Linked DNA regions of Homo sapiens: region 1 is linked to region 2. Evidence: chromatin contacts called from ENCODE Hi-C data. All regions are on one chromosome and are shown on one strand. The core of a region is the stretch at or near the end of the contact, and the rest is flanking DNA. Distances in the headings are between cores, read along the strand shown.

The links. A loop is a pair of places that touch in the nucleus more often than their neighbours do. Pooled maps may share reads with other maps.
Region 1: a loop to region 2 is called in a pooled map, with 10 times the contacts of the local background. The contact joins the promoter of SNX14 here to the promoter of HMGN3 in region 2. A Hi-C loop is called at or near these places in 5 of 50 pooled maps.

The regions. Positions count from the first base shown.
Region 1 is chr6:85,592,343-85,595,670 of GRCh38, forward strand. SNX14 (sorting nexin 14) reads right to left here and starts at 1,516. Exons shown (of 29, transcript NM_153816.6): 1 at 1,237-1,516. The coding sequence starts at 1,376. RefSeq lists enhancers at 7-592, 593-1,176, 1,177-1,760, 1,209-1,378, 1,689-1,808 and a silencer at 1,439-1,658.
Region 2 is chr6:79,232,971-79,236,644 of GRCh38, forward strand. It overlaps HMGN3 (high mobility group nucleosomal binding domain 3), which reads right to left and starts at 1,712. Exons shown (of 7, transcript NM_001201363.2): 1 at 1,576-1,712. The coding sequence starts at 1,590. HMGN3-AS1 (HMGN3 antisense RNA 1) reads left to right here and starts at 704. Exons shown (of 2, transcript NR_040671.1): 1 at 704-957; 2 at 1,092-3,674. RefSeq lists enhancers at 250-1,040, 1,041-1,830 and a silencer at 988-1,037.

The DNA of each region.
Region 1 (3,328 bases), core at 266-2,765, 6.4 Mb after region 2:
CCTTGCGCATTCCTCCCTGTTGCTATCCTTGGGAATCAACTACCTTAAGATAAAGAGTAAGAATGGTTGCCTGTTCAAAACATCAGAGAAAACAGCTTGCGGATGCTGTCAATGAGAACTATCTCAGATTTCTTTCCACCAAAAGCAAATCTGGTGTTAATTTTAATGGAAAAGTCTCCTCTACTACCTATTGCATCGCAACAATTTCTTGAAATAGTAAAATGAAGTAAAACAAGTTTATTTCGGGGGCAGAATCTTCTGATTTCAAAATGTCAATTGAATTTATCAATTTTAACCTTTCGGAATATTTCAGGTTTTTTTGGGGAGGGTGGCATCAAGTCCTCTTAAGAATATTATAGGGATGTGGCCGGGTGCGGTGGCTCACGCCTGTAATCCCAGCACTTCGGGAGGCCGAGGCAGGCGGCTCACGAGGTCAGGAGATCGAGACCATCCTGGCTAAAACGGTGAAACCCCGTCTCTACTAAAAAAAAAAAAAAAAAATACAAAAAAATTAGCGTGGTAGCGTGGTGGCGTGGTGGCGGGCGCCTGTAGCCCCAGCTACTCGGGAGGCTGAGGCAGGAGAATGGCGTGAACCCGGGAGGAGGAGCTTGCGGTGAGCCGAGACCGCACCACTGCACTCCAGCCTGGGTGACAGAGCGAGACTCCGTCTCAAAAATAAAAAATTCTAAGGATGTTGGGACGGGTACCACTTTGCTTTCTGATTTCTGTCCAACAAATCTTTATGATCGTCTGTTTTATTCAACAATACTGCGGGAAAAGCTTCAGCTGCAAGCTGAGGGGGTGGGAGGTGGGGAGATGGAAGAACGCGCTGCAGGTGTGCGGATTCTGCCTAAAATTGCGGCTACGAACTGGACCTTGAACACTCCTCCGTCAGCTGACTTGACTGCCTGTGTACAGTCTCAATTTGAGCCGACACACGGATTTCACTTTTGAAAAGCAACGAAGATGAAGAACTCGTTTTGAGAAATGGATGAGAAAAAGGTAGCTCAGGAGACGAAGCCTCGGGAAAGGAGGCAATCAACCCCACCCCACCGGCCTGTGCTTCCGGCCTCGACGCTCCGCCGTGCTCCCCGAGGCCGCTCCTCTGCGGAGCTCGCTCTCCCCACTGGTCCCCAGTCCCGCAGCTACGCGGCCTCCGCACGGTTAAGCAGCACGGGCCGGGCGTCTGCACCTTCGGAGAAAAGCCGCCGCCCAGGCTCCGCGCTGCGGCGTTACCTGTTAAGAAGCAGGGAGGCGGCGCTGAGACAGAGCAGCAGGAAGCAGAACAGCGGGTACTGGCGGCAGATCTCGCGTCCCACGTCCAGTCGCAGCCGCTGCTTCAGCTTCTGCCCCATCGTCCGCACCCAGGGCACCATCTCCGTAACGGCGAGGCCGAGACTGCGCTACTGGCTGAGGCAGAGGTCAAGGCGACCCCCCATCCACACCTCGCGTCCCCGCCCCACCGACTTGGCGGCGCACACAGACGCCTACCGGCAGTTAGCCGCCGCAGGCTGAGGTCGCGTCCGGCTGGGCCCAGCCCCACGCCCCCCGCCGCGCGTGCGCGGCCGCGGTCCCCAGCCGACCAGAGGAACGGCCGTAGAACGTGCCCGAAGTCGTCACCCAGCGCAAAGCCTCTAGCGTCTCGCCGCTCCGCCCTCCTGGCCGGAGTAGCGCGCAGTCTTCCGTGGAAACTCTGACAACACTGGCGACCGGCCATTTCCGGAAATCAAAGGACAGCCCCAGCACCCAGTAACTGCCTGTATTGCGGAGGAGAGGGAAGAAGGTTGTAGGGAGCCCGGAAGAAACTACAGCACCCCCGTAGCCGCCGGGCGCTGCCTGAGGGGCAACCGGAGCTCGTGGAGCCCGCTGGGAACTGTAGTCTTCGTGACACGAACCCGCAGAGGGATGGAGCGGGTGGTAGCGCTTCCCCGACCCCGCAACGCTCCGCGCCTCACCGTACACTCGGCTCCGGGTGGGAGCAGGTCCGAGCTTTGCGTGACGCCTAAGGGAGAGGGGGATAGGAGGACGCCTTTGAGTCGGTATTTTAAAAGGGGTGTGTTGGGGGCTGGGGGGGTGGCGAGTAAAACAGCCCTAGAATAAAGACTACAACTCATCAGGCCGCCACCCCACCAACAAAATCTCTTTTGCGCGCTCACGGGCAAGGGTAGAGCTCAATTCACGCCGGCTCCGGGAGCCCAACCAAAATCCGAGTGCTTGGAAGAGGCAGGTTGGCAGATTAGGTAAAATCCCTCTTATAGAGTCTCATGGGGTTTTCCCTTTACTAATTCATCACATTTCTAAATTTTTTTTTCTGTATTGTCCGCTACAGTGAGAGATGCAGGAAGACTATTATCGCGAAAATTTACTTAGGCGGTACAGACACTAAGCACTTTCATTTGACCTTCATGCATTCACCCCATGGTGTAGGTACAGTACTATAGTTTCAATCATTATACAGGCAAATTACTGAGACAGAAAGGAACTTAGGATCATAAAACTAACAAAGCCGGAATTTGAACACGTTCTAAAGACAGAGCCTGTGCCTGTCATCTCTCTTTCCTAGGATCTTATCCTTCAAAGTGGGGAAACAAATGTTTTTTAATGATGTATGTAGTTTCATGAATATTTTCCCGTATTACAAAAACATGGATCTTTAATGATGCATTATTATCCTTTATCAGAATGTACCATCCTGTTCCATTATTGCTAACCACTAAAGTCCATTGATATTACCATCCTTGATGATAAACCTATGCACATTTCTAATTATTTAGAATCAACTTTAATACAATTACTGGGTCAAAGGGTAAAAACAAACATTCTTGATACAGTCAAACTGCTTTGTAGAATGGTGGTACCAACTCCACAGTGGTGTATAAAAGTAAACAATTTCACTGATCCTCACGATTAGCTATTATTGTCTAAACATCACAAATACACTTTTCTGTTTGTGACTAAACCATTTAAAAGACTACAGTGTAACATCATTGGAAAGCTTACCATTTTTTAATATTTCTAGGTACATATTTAAACATTTATTAATTTCACTTTGGCAGTTTTTAAGTATCTTTATCTGTTAATACTAAAATAGGTGTATGTTGAGTGGATCTACATGTATCAAGTGCCTCCTATGGACTTGAGTGCTTTACACTTTTGTAAATTACCTTTTAAAAAACTAATCTCATGACAAATAATGTAAGTTATTAACCTGCCTGGTAAATTATGTTGCCTTTTGTTTAAAACTTTTGCTTCCTTTTAAAGCCTTATTTTGAAATTACTCTTTTCACCAAGAGCCAGTATATTTTAAAGACAAAATGTTTTGAGTTCT
Region 2 (3,674 bases), core at 462-2,961:
ATAAATCTCAAGTATTAGTGCTCTTAATATGCCATCTGTCTTCTTAAACTGGGAGTACCTTTGGATTTCCTTAATTCCTCTTGACCCACCCTTTCGTAAGTGAGTACGAAATGGGTGAGAATAAGACTTTGGCATCTATAGCATCTGATTAAATCTTTACTAGTAGTTATTGGTTGGTGAGATGCAGGACAATTTATGTCTTTAAGTCCCAGCTGAATGGGGGTAACACCGCTCAAGCTGTTTTCAGGATTAAATGAGATAATGCAAGTCAAATTCTGCACAGCGTGAGGGACACAGTATGTGCACAACAAACTCTAAGACTTTTAAACACTTTCAATTATTTTTAAAAAGTGGGGTAGGAGACAAGTTTCTACCCAATTTTTAGTAATAACATATAAGAAGGGGAAAGCTTTTGAATTTTTAAAACTTCAGTATTTTAAAATAATGCAGTCACTCTCACACACAAATTAGTCCATGGTCTTTGATAAAGCAAGACATTAGGTGTAATTTTGCTTCAAATTTAATACCCACACTCGTTGACACTGTTGGAAACACTGAGGCTGGCGGTGGGAGGGTGCAAAGCACTTGCTTAGGAACCAGCTGAGAAATCCTCACTGATTTCTCAGGGAGGAGGAAACCTTTCCCTTCCCTCCCCGGGACAAGTCGAAGCCCCACCCCGAGGGAGATTTGTGTCCCTGAATGTAGTAGTTGGTGTCCGGGGCCTGCGCAGAAGAGGACAGTCCGCAAGGGGCGGAAGACAAGACAAAAATGACTCCAGTTCGCTAGACGCGCAGAGGGGCGGATAGCGCGCGGACCCCGCCTTCCCCAACCGAGTGTGGGTTCCAGTCGCTGGGGAGGACCTGGTGGCCCCCTGACCTTGGACGAGCCATATTGGACGCCCCGGCGCCGTCCCGTCTTCCACGCTGCCAACTCCACCGCTCCCGCCCCGAACTGCGGGTAGGTCCAGGCCGCCAGGCCCCGCCTCGCCGGCCCCAGCCCTGATTGACACTGGAGTTGGTACATACGGGTCTGCAGCGGAGGCGAGCAGGAGGGTGAGCGCTATTTTAAACATGGCTTTCTCTTTCCCTTAGCCTAGGAGCCACCGCAGCGCACCCAGCCCGCGAGTACAGCCGCATGGGAATAATCCCAACATTTGCCTGATTTATTTTCTTCCCTCTCCTTACGCTTGTACTTGTTTTTCTCCTCTCGCTGTTTTCCCTTCACACTAATTCGCAACCTGGCAGTTTGCAAAGAGGAAACTCCCTTTCGGAATGGAAAGCCGCTTTTGCTTCTTGTTGTTGGGGGTGGAAAACATTCCAGCGAGAATGAGTTCAAAAAGAAGGGAAACCGCGTCACTGGAGAGAAAGTAACATTAAGAGATCGATGAGGACGGAGTGGGTAGGGGGGACAGAGAGAGGAACGTCTGCAACAGGCATCTAAAAACAAGCGTGGAGGAGCAAAGATTCCCAATCCCCGGGTTACTACCGCGCGCGTTCTGCGCGAGCCATTGCAATGCCAGCATTTACTGTAAGCAGAATTTGAAGGCTTTTGAAATCTTTTTTTGGTAAGACTTACCTTTCTCTTCGGCATAATGACTATGTCGGTGAAGCAAAAAGTAAAGCAACGGACTGGAACTGCTGGCGCCGCCGCTGGATGCTGCCTCTGCCTCTGCAGCTGCTCACGCGCAGGGCACGACGTAGCCCGGCCTCTTCGACCTGCACCTCCGCGGCTCCCTCTGGGGGCCCTCTGCTCGCCTCCCTGCTGCTCCAATGAGGAGCCCCGCCAGCCGGCCGCGAGGCCCCATTGGCTGAGGCAACGTTCTAAATTCCACGAGGGCACGCCCACCTCCGCGCGCGGTACGCGCTGTTGTAGTTTCCACTTCACCGAAAAAAATCTGCCTGGCGACTGAGCATGCCCAGTTCAACTAGTAGCCTCCAGGCCACACAATCCTGAAGTTTCATTGTTTCGCTGCTCTCTCTTTGAGATTGTAAGAATAAGAACAGTGTGTGTCTTCATAGGAAGGAAAAAGAGTAAGAATGAATACGTAAACTTTATAATGTAAATATATACACAGCAGGTACCTTATTCATTTCCTACCCATAAAGGCTTTTAATGAATGTTACATGGTGGGAATCTGTAAAGCGTGGGAAGGTACTCTGTACTGGAAGAGCGTGGCAACTTCTAAAGGCCTCAGTTTCCCCCCCTAGATATATAGTGACAACAGTCCCTAAAATCACTTAGCTCTAATTTTCTGAAATCTGTGATTATAAATCACTCACTAATTCAGCTAACTTCAAACTAGATGTGAAGACGAATAGGACATGTTTGTTACGGAAATTAGGAAAAGAAAGAACAAGGCAAAAACTGATTATTTTATATTTGAGACATATATTTGAATGACACCCGTCATGTTACACTTTATGCGTAATATTTCTCAAAGTTCTGCAAGGCATAAAATGAGCATTGCAAAAATATTTCTGAATTCATTTTATGAGACCAGATTTACTCTGATACCAAAACCAGTGAAAGACTTCAAAAGAGAGTTACAGACCAATATCACTCATAAACATAGACACAAAAGTCGTGAACAAAATTTTAGTAAATGAAACTCAACAACATTTAAAGGGACAATACATCATGACCTGTGGGGCTTATCTTGGGAATGCAAAGCTGCTTTTTTAATATCTGAGAATCAATCAATGTAATTGGCAGGATTAATAGAATAAAGGGGGAAAAACAATCCTTTCAGCAGATGCAGGAAAAGCGCTAGTGAATGGGTAAGCAAATTGTGATGAGCACATGCAGTGGAATACTATTCAGCAATAAAAAACAATAAAAAATTTTCCTACATGGATGAATATCAAAAACAAAGTGCTGTACGAAAGAAGTCAAATACAAAAGACCACACTGAATGATTGCATTCATATGAAATTATAGAAAAAGCAAAATTGGGCAAAGTTAGTTTCAGAATCATCTTAGCAGGCAAAGCTCACATCATAGGAAAATGTGTTGAAGCCTTACATTACAAATATGGCCAAATCCACTTTGGTAACACAGAGGCTGCAAATATGTATTAAAAATATCATGTATTAAATATGTATTAAAAAAGCAATGAAGTTTAATATTTCACTTTTTCTTTAGTAATTTTCAGAATACATTAATTGATCTAGTACTCTCCAGAGGTGGTTGATTACTTTCTTTTTTGGAACATCTTTATGAACTCATGGATTTTTACATATTTGGTGTGCATCAGTGTATTGCTATCATTATTATTACCTTTTTAATGCTCCTATTACCACATCTTTAGCCAATGCATACCCTTTCAAATTAGTGCTTGTGTCCTTTTGACATGATCTTAATCATTTTTGATAGATTCCCTGTTCTTGGGCATTCAGTGAATGACAATAGTATACTGAAACGAATTAAGATAAAAACCAATTGCTTAGAGCTAGATAAAAATTTACAAGTTAATAATTTTATCATTAAAATAATATTTATAATGAAGATGTCTTTCAAGATATTAATTTGCCAAATACTTGATAGTTAAATAAAGAAAAAGTCAGTGAAAACATTTTTAGTAAGATATGTGTGAGAAGGATACTGAGTAGCACTTGCAATCTGGACTGGATGGCTATTTTTCTTCATGGAGATGGAAAGGTGCCACAACAAAGGTA